2 separate regions of the Homo sapiens genome follow, and region 1 is linked to region 2. Evidence: chromatin contacts called from ENCODE Hi-C or POLR2A ChIA-PET data. All regions are on one chromosome and are shown on one strand. Each heading gives the region's core, a stretch centred on a gene start or an enhancer-like site at or near the end of the contact. The rest is flanking DNA. Distances are from core to core; before and after follow the strand shown.

Region 1 (4,085 bases), core at 1,206-3,705, 410 kb after region 2:
GAAAGGCAATGGGGCGGGCAGGCGGCCTATGGAAGAACCTACAGACCAGGCACCTGTTTGCCTCCTTCCTGTCCCACCCAGGCCAGAGGCAGGCGTTCAGGGCCTGAGGACAGTTCAGAGTTCCTCAGGCTGCTCTCCCCACATCCCATCCAAGATCCTGTTGCGGAGCTCCCATAAGCCCCTAGACTCCTTCCCCAGCTGCCAGCCTCCTCCTCCTCCCCCTCTGGGCCTCAACTCCAGGGAGCCCTCCCCTGGGCAGAAGGAACCTGACGCACCACTGTGGACCTGAAAAACCTGCCTGTTCTCTTAACCCCTAAAAGCCGCTGTATTCCCAGGAAGGTAACCAACCCTTGCCCCCGACCCTCAATGGCCTAGATCAGCTCCTTCCTAAGGGGGCTGAAGAGCCTTCCAGAGCTGGATCTCAGAGGTCAGAAGCCTTGGTTCTGATGCTCAGGTGGGCCCCAGCTGGGGGGTCTTCATTAAGGCTCCTTCCTTCTTTCAATAGATCCGGGCTGGCTGTAACGTAAGTCCTAGCTAGCTGTACTACCTTCCCAGGGACGTAGGAGCCCATGTCCTGCCCACGAGTATGCTCCCAGTTTCCCCAAAACAAATAGCTGTGCCCTTCCCTGACTCAGTTTACCCCCGACAGAGCCCCCCCACCCCCAGCAGAGTTAGGAAGGGGCTTCACTGACTCCCTCACAGAAATCCTCCAACAGACGCTCGTCAGCCCCCTAGTTCTCAGCACGGGATCCAAACCAACACGCCTGTCCCAGCTTCCTCTGGGCCAGGCCACGGCAGCCTTGGCTTGCTGGCCATGAGCTGGAATCCAAACACTTCCCTTAACAGCTAAATCGCTGTGTGACCTTGGGCAAGTCACTTCGACTCTTCGGGTCTCTGCTAGAGGGGAAATCAGCCAACCTCCTCTCATCCAGCCTGCCCCCACTGATTCAGAGCCACATCAGCACAAAGCCTGGTAGGTTGGGGCGATGAGCATCTGCTCTTCTGCCCAAACCTTGGCCTTGTCTAGACAATCAGCAGTACTGCCCCAGCACCTGTCCCTCACCCCAAGGCAACTCCGCTATGATGGGAACAGGGTCAGAGGGCTGAACGCTGTCCCCATCCTGATTCCCAAGTCAGCCCTGGCGCACTCACTGAAGCTAGGAAGGGAGATGATGAGGCGTTAAGACCACAAGTCCCAACTGAGGACAGTCGACGGAGGAGGGAGGGACTGGGGGACAGGAGTAGCTCTGCACCTCCACTGCCACCCAGAGCAAAGAGGGCCTGAGGAAGATGACGACTGAGGGCCTGGGAAGGGGATTCCAGCCCCAAGGCTGGAGTCTGAGACACGGTGGAGGGAACAGAAGGAAGAGAAGGGGCTCAGGAGAAAGGGAAAGCAGGCCCCACCCGAGACAAGCTGCAGCCACTGCCACAGTCACCACCATACAGCCCCCATGGGGGATCGCTGGGAGCTTGACTCCACACTAACGACCTTTGCCTTAAAAACAGCAACTCTGGTCTGACCCACTTTTCGCAATAAGGCAGGTTAATGATCAAGTTCTGGCACAAACACTTCCCCCTGCCAAGGAGTTTGGCTCTGCCCCATGCAAAGGCAGACGCCCCCTACACCAGGTCGGCCGAGCAGGCCAACACACCTGAGAGTCTCCGCCACAGCCTGAAGACCTGCGGTTATAGCCTGGCCTCAGGGCATGAACCAGGGACGCCCCTCACAACGCACACCCCGCACCTCGTGCTCTTCCCACAAACCAAGCCTGGGAAGCCTCGAGCGGAGCTTCACTCCCAGGGCTGCAGCCCTGCGCACAGGGGATGCCTGGGAGGCCGCCGCGGAGCAGGTGCCGAAGGGGGCTGTCCCGCAAACGTCGGAGCGACCCCAGCTCAGAGAGCTCCCATGCTCGGGCGCAGAGGGGGTGGGGCCGCCGATTCTTTCGGTCTGCGGCGGCGGCGCACCCCGAAACCGCGTGTGCGCGCACGTGTCCCCGCGATGAGGCGCGCGTGTGCCCGCCGAGGGTGCCAGCCGAGGCTGCCCTCCACGGGACCGCACGTGCGAAACCCGGGCCGCAGCCGGGGGCGACTGTGAAGGTGACCTTCAGCGCGGGGGCGACCCGGTGAAGGCCCCAGCGAGATACAACCGGGCCCGACGCGGAGGGAAGGCGGCGATCCCCGCGGAGTCCCGAACCCGCCCGCCCTGGTCCGGCGCCCCCCGCCCAGCGGCCCGCTGGCCCTGGCCCCGCTCACCGGCCGCGCCCGGCCGCCCCTTGCCCCCGGCCTGCGAGCCGTGTTCCCGGGCGCTGTCGGCCGGGGCGGCCGCCGGCAACTCGTCCGTCTTGATAACCATGGTGGCGGGAGCGGGCGTCCGCCTCGGCTGTCCGCGCCGCCCGCCGCGCCACTAACCCAAGTGCCCTGCGCGCCGCGGCTGCTGAGGGAAGGACGGAGTCACCGGCCCACGTGGTGCGCGCCGTGGCCTTTGACCCCGCCGCCGTTTCCCTGCCCCACCCTCGCGCCCGGCCCAGCCCACGGCGGCCCGCGAGGGACAAAACGCGCCGCGCCTGGTTCCCCGCCCACGGACGCGGTGACTTTCCAGAACGTCTTAAAGGCAACGCACTCTGACTCAAGGCCCAGGGAGGCTGGGCGCCCTCGCGGGGCGGGGCCTCGGGGAGACTCCCTGCTGCTCGCTGCCCGTCGGGCGGGCACTGTGACCTTGGGTGGAGACTGGTCTGGTTCTGCCATGGCTAATCCTCCCCTCTCCAAGGATCCCCTGTTTTCTCTTGCAGATTTGCTAAATGACCGCGCAGTCTGTCATCTGCGGTGTTCGCGTGACCCTCAGCGCCCTCCCCACCCGGCAGGCCCTTTCCCGCCGAATGGGTGCGGCTGGATTATTGAGGGAGTGGAGGGTCGCTTAGGGCACGGGCACGAGAGGCGAGGGCGAGACGTGGCTAATGGGGATCAAGAGTCAGAATGGACCCGCCAAACTTTGCCCCGAGCCAGAACGGGCTCCCTACCCGCGTCCTCGACCCATGGGTCCTCACCTCCAGGCTGGTGTCCTCATTTTACAGTGGAGGAGGCCGAGACCAAGGTCACACAGAGAGCAAGGGGTAGAGCCGGGTCTGACTCCATCCACAGCCAGGACGCTTTAACTCGTATTTTTCACTTGGCAGGGGCTTGGCGGGGACGGAACGGTGAGGTCAGAGAATGCTGCAGAGGGGACATTGGGACCAGGTCTTGCAGTGAGTTGAAGTGCTCCAGGCAGAGAGCGCCGGTGGGTCTTTCCTGGCCAGGCCGCAGGGGGCCTTTGGGAAGCACCCGAGGCCTATAACCTTCGGAGCGTTTGTCAAGCTCTAATGAGAACTGGAAAGCTTCAGCTTCCCGAGGTGGGCTGGGAGGGCCTTAGGTAGGGCCTCGCACAAATTGCGAAGGAAAGCCGACCTTGTTCTGGAGAGCACGTGGTGAGGAAAGCCAGCGACTTGATGTGAGCATTTAAACGGGAGGAAGGAAGATGAGAACTGGTAAGATTCTTCTCGGCCGGGCGGTGCAGCGGCTCACGCCTGTAATCCTAGCACTTTGGGAGGCCGAAGCCAGGCGGATGACTTGAGTTCAGGATTCGGAAGTTTGAGACCAACCTGGGCAACATTTCAAAACCCCCGTCTCTACAAAAAATATTGTTTAAAAAAAGCCAGGTGTAGTGGCACGCGCCTGTAGTCCCAGCTACTTGGGAGCTGAGCTGGGAGTATCACTCAGGACGGCTCAGATTGAGCCCAGGAGTTCCAAGCTGCAGTGAGCTATGATCGCACCACTGCACTCCTGCCTGGGTGACACAGACACCGTCTCAAAAAAAAAAAAAAAAAAAAAGCCGGGCGCGGTGGCTCACGCCTGTAATTCCAGCACTTTGGGAGGCAGAGGCGGGCGGATCACGAGGTCAGGAATTAGAGACCAGCCTGGCCAAGATGGTGAAACCCCGTCTCTACTAAAAATACAAAAATTAGCTGCGCATGGTGGTGTGCGCCTGTAGTCCCAGCTACTCGGGTGGCTGAGGCAGAAGAATCGCTTGAACCCAGGAGGTGGAGGTTGCG
Region 2 (4,412 bases), core at 1,786-4,285:
TAAGTAACAAAAAAAGTCGAGCAAGAATTACATATCCAAATGCTAATACTGGTAGGCAAAGAAGGACATTTCTGTAGAAGCAGAAATTCTGGGTTTACAACACTTGTTCAACAATTCACAAGGCTAAGGACCTAACTGTGTTGGGGCTACCTACACTTGGGTAAGTGAAATGGGGGAAACCCATCTCCTTATGTGTCATCCAAGTCATATTCAGAAATCCAAGATCCCAAACTACCTCATTATTGTCAGAACAAAAGACCTCTCTAACCTTTTCAGCACTACACTGTTCTCTATCTATAGAGCCTGTGAATCCACCTCAGCCTTTTCTTCCGCCTCTAACTTTTTCCTGGGTGGCTAAGTTCTTTTAACATAACAGCAGGAGGAAGAAGTAAAAAAGGAGAAAAAGGAGGGAGGGTATTATAACAATTATCAGTCCTGGACATCTCTGGAGAAAAAAAATGCAACTTTAGTCTTTAAACTTGACCAGGATGATTCTCTTCTTCAAGATACCAATTACCAAATAACATACCTGCTGGTGAATTAAACAGCAAGCAGTTCTTTTCCCATTCTTCAACTTCACCCATCCTCACCAACTCACTAACAGTAGCTCACAGAGTTACCAAAATACTGCTCAGACTATCATACTAGAATACTGACACTAACTGCTACTGTGATGATGGAATTATTAGAAAAAAGTTCCATAAGGGAACTTTCCCTGGATGCTGATGGAAAGATTGTGACATACTCTCAAAATGCCAACAACTGGGAACTCAAGAATTAAGAATAATACAGGACTTTAGAAACCACTCTCGGCCGGGCGCGGTGGGTCACGCCTGTAATCCCAGCACTTTGGGAGGCCGTGGTGGGTGGATCACGAGGTCAGGAGATCGAGACCATCCTGGCTAACACGGTGAAACCCCGTCTCAACAAAAAATACAAAAAATTAGCCGGGCGTGGTGGTGGGCGCCTGTAGTCCCAGCTACTCGGGAAGCTGAGGCAGGAGAATAGCGTGAACCCAGGAGGCGGAGCTTGCAGTACGCGGAGATCGCGCCAGTGCACTCCAGCCCAGCGGACAGATACTTACTTAAGTATCTGGTTTTTTAAAAAAGTATCTGTTACCGTTATCAAAAGTAACCACTAAACATTACAATGGAAAAGTGACAGAATTCGGGAGAATATTATCAAGTACACAAATGGAATGCTATATAAAATCCTAGCATAGGCCAGGTGCAGTAGCTCACGCCTATAATCCCAGCACTTTGGGAGGCTGAGGCGGGAGGACTGCTTGAGGCCAGGAGTTCGAGATCAGCCTGGGCAACATGGCAACACCCTGTCTCTATAACGTATACAAAAAATAGCCAGGTGTGGTGGTGCAGGTCTGTAATTCCAGCTACTCGGAAGGCTGAGGTGGGAGGATCACTTGAGCACAGGAGGGGGAGGCTACAGTGAGCTGAGATCCCTCCACTGCACTCCAGCCTGGAAGACAGAGTGAGACCCTGCCTCAAAAAAATTGGCCGGGCACGGTGGCTCACGCCTGTAATCCCAGCACTTTGGGAGGCCAAGGCGGGCGGATCACGAGGACAGGAGTCCAGACCATCCTGGCCAACACGGAGAAACCCCGTCACTACAAAAATACAAAAAATTAGCCAGGCGTGGTGGCACACGCCTACAGTCCAAGCTACTGGGGAGGCTGAGGTAGGAGAATGGCGTGAACCCGGGAGGCGGAGGTTGCAGTGAGCAGAGATCGCGCCACTGCACTCCAGCCTGGGCGACAGAGCTAGACTCCGTCTCAAAAAATAATAATAACAACAATAAAAAAGTTTTTAATCCTAGTATTGCTCTCTAAATATAAATGGAAACAAGCCCAAAACAGGAATCATATGCTCCAGCAAGTACATTTACTGTTTGTAGGTGTAAGGAAAAGGGGAAGAAAAGAGACTGAGGTTTTGGATAGTGCTTCACTATTTTCATAAGTTTAAAAGGTAGGTTCATGAAGTATCCACAAAGATAAAGCAGTTTAACCCAAGAATAGCTCACCCTCGGCAGTCTGTAACTTGGTGGGGGGCGGGGGGATGGGGAAAGCTATTCCTACTACTTTCTAGAGCAGCGGGAGAAAATAGCCTTAATAATCCAATTATGTTAATCAACAAAAACCAATTTCACAGACTGGCCGCAAACCTAGAGAAGGCACCTATCACAGCTACCATTCTACACAACTCTATTGCCTAACGCAGGAGAGGTGAGACACTTAGAATCTTTCTTACTTTCCTGACGTGGCTGGAGACTTGAAATTAACTTGCAAATTGAGCATTCTCTCTAATAAAAACTGCTCCCACACATGCCAGGGCCAAACCCGAGTAGTCTGAGGTCCCGGATCCCTCCAGTGGCGCAGCTTTCGGAAGCCTGTCTTGGGGGGGAAAAGTTCAGCAACGAAGTCGCAGGCTCTTAAACCTTTCTCCCCAATTCCTTCTCTCCGACGTTAAAGCGGTGGCCGGGGCAGGCCCGCGGAGGGCGGCCTGGAGAGCGATACGCCCGGGGCCTCCACCAGACCCCACTCCTTTCCGCGTCTCCCGATGCCTGGGAATCCGGGGCGGGTCTGAGAGGGCTGGGGCAAAAGGAACAGTCACCTTCGCGGCGAGAAAGAGGGTGGAGGCAGGAATTCGGGCCAGGCTCTCCCGGAGCTGGCCAGGACTGGCCGAGCCCGACCCCGCACTAACCCGCGAGAGAGGTAGGGCAGCGAGGGTCCGCCGCGGCCCCAGCGCCTACTGCTGGGGGAAGGGGCGGGGGCTCCGGAGCCGAGGGCCGAGCGGGGAGGAGGCAGAGGAGGAGGAGAGGGAGGCGGGGCGGGCAGGCCCGGCCCAGGAGCTGGGCGGCGCGACTCACCTCTGCTCCCGGCCTGCGGGGCCAGAGTAGCCAGGATCCCGCGCAGCTCCGACGCGGAGATCCGCACACGCTCCAGCCCTTCCGCCATCTTCGCGGCTGCTGCTACAGCCGTAGCGGCTCCGCCACCGCCGCGCGCAGCCAGGAAACCACCACAGACGGGCGGCGCGCGCGCTCGCCCACCTCCCGGCCTTTCCCCGCCCCCTGCCGCCCTCCCTTTCCGAACGACGGTGGCCGCGCTGGGAGGAAAAGCGCCCGCCGCCGGTTCCAGAGGGGCGGGACCGGAGCGAGAGCCTGGGTGGGGCGGGCGGGCGCTGCGCGTGCGCAGAGGTGCGGCCGGGGAGGCGCGCGGAGGCTGGAGCTGGAGGCGCGGCGCCGGTGAGCTGAGGTGAGGCGAGGCCGGGCCGTGCCAGGCCAGGCGGGCGTTTGCGGCGGTGGCTGCCGTTGCTGTTGTCGTGGACACCAAGGACACTGCTAGTCTGGGACTCGGGTTGACAGAGACACCCCTCAGCCTGGGCTCCTCTGGACACCTTAGGCCAGGCTCTCCCGCCACAGGCCCGGCCTAGCGCCGCGGGCCATTACTTGGGACCTTGAAGATCTGCTAAGAGTAGTTGTTACTATTCCCTTTTTTTTTTAGTTGGAGTCTCGCTCTGTTGGAGACTCCCGGGCTGGAGTGCAGTGGCGCGGTCTCGGCTCACTGCAACCTCTGCCTCCTGGATTCAAGCGATTCTCCTGCCTCAGCCTCCCTAGTAGCTGGGATTACAGGTGCACGCCACCAAGCCCGGCTAATTTTTGTATTTTTTGTAGAGACGGGGTTTCACTAGGCTGGTCTCGAACTCCTGACCTCAGGTGATCCACCCGCGTCGGCCTCCCAAAGTGCTGGGATTACAGGCGTGAGCCACCGCGCCCGGCCGCCCCCTGACTTTTAAAAACTAGATACGATATAGTTGGAATCGTGTGGAAGGAAGTACATCAGGAGGCATATAAGTCCATTTGGGACCTGTAATCCCGGCGACTCGGAACGCTGAGACGGGCGGATCGCTTGAACCCGGGAGGCGGAGACTGCAGTGAGCCGAGATCGCGCCACTGCACTCCAGCCCGGGAGTCTCCAACAGAGCGAGACTCCGCCTCAAAAAAAAAAAAAAGTCAATTTGGGAATTTCTGTGTCACTATGGATTCTTGAAAAAAATTACTGCTGTGGATCTCAGGTTGACTTTTTAATTTCCCATCTTTAAAATTGAACTATACCAGAAGGCTGGTACTTGAATCTTTTTTTGGAGAACTGTACAGAGGTGAAGCTCCCTTCCCCAAGGCCTCCTGCCTCCACCTGTTGCCCCTCCACAGCCCCATAGGCTTTTACCCCACACCCATCACAGAATAGTTACCAATTATTCCTTAGTCTGAGCCGAAGGGATTGCCACAACCTCTGACAGAACTCCTTCAGTTCCTTTTACGTGACACTTTGTCACCGGAAGGTTAAGCATAAGAAGAAAGTCAGTAGATGATGGGTGAAAAGATCCAACAGTTCAGAA

What was found. Hi-C counts contacts between places; a loop is a spot of excess contacts on that map. ChIA-PET counts read pairs that join two places held with the same protein, here RNA polymerase II (POLR2A). Pooled maps may share reads with other maps.
Region 1: a loop to region 2 is called in a map of CD8-positive, alpha-beta T cell, with 4 times the contacts of the local background. The contact joins the promoter of CLUH here to the promoter of SMG6 in region 2. A Hi-C loop is called at or near these places in 2 of 168 maps with a recorded cell type or tissue (CD4-positive, alpha-beta memory T cell and CD8-positive, alpha-beta T cell), 2 of 37 single-sample maps with no recorded cell type and 11 of 50 pooled maps. POLR2A ChIA-PET finds 5 or more read pairs at or near these places in 1 of 52 experiments (H1).

What each region holds. Positions count from the first base shown.
Region 1 is chr17:2,709,309-2,713,393 of GRCh38, forward strand. CLUH (CLUH binding protein of NUMT mRNA) reads right to left here and starts at 2,456. Exons shown (of 26, transcript NM_001366661.1): 1 at 2,254-2,456. The coding sequence starts at 2,353. It overlaps LOC105371592 (a long non-coding RNA gene), which reads left to right and starts at 3,001. Exons shown (of 2, transcript NR_136412.1): 1 at 3,001-3,091; 2 at 3,174-3,525. RefSeq lists enhancers at 1,015-1,094, 1,929-2,825, 2,826-3,721 and silencers at 2,335-2,454, 2,585-2,764.
Region 2 is chr17:2,300,750-2,305,161 of GRCh38, forward strand. SMG6 (SMG6 nonsense mediated mRNA decay factor) reads right to left here and starts at 3,036. Exons shown (of 19, transcript NM_017575.5): 1 at 2,884-3,036. The coding sequence starts at 2,971. It overlaps SRR (serine racemase), which reads left to right and starts at 3,201. Exons shown (of 8, transcript NM_021947.3): 1 at 3,201-3,268. RefSeq lists enhancers at 1,294-2,108, 2,438-3,164 and silencers at 2,666-2,875, 3,066-3,285.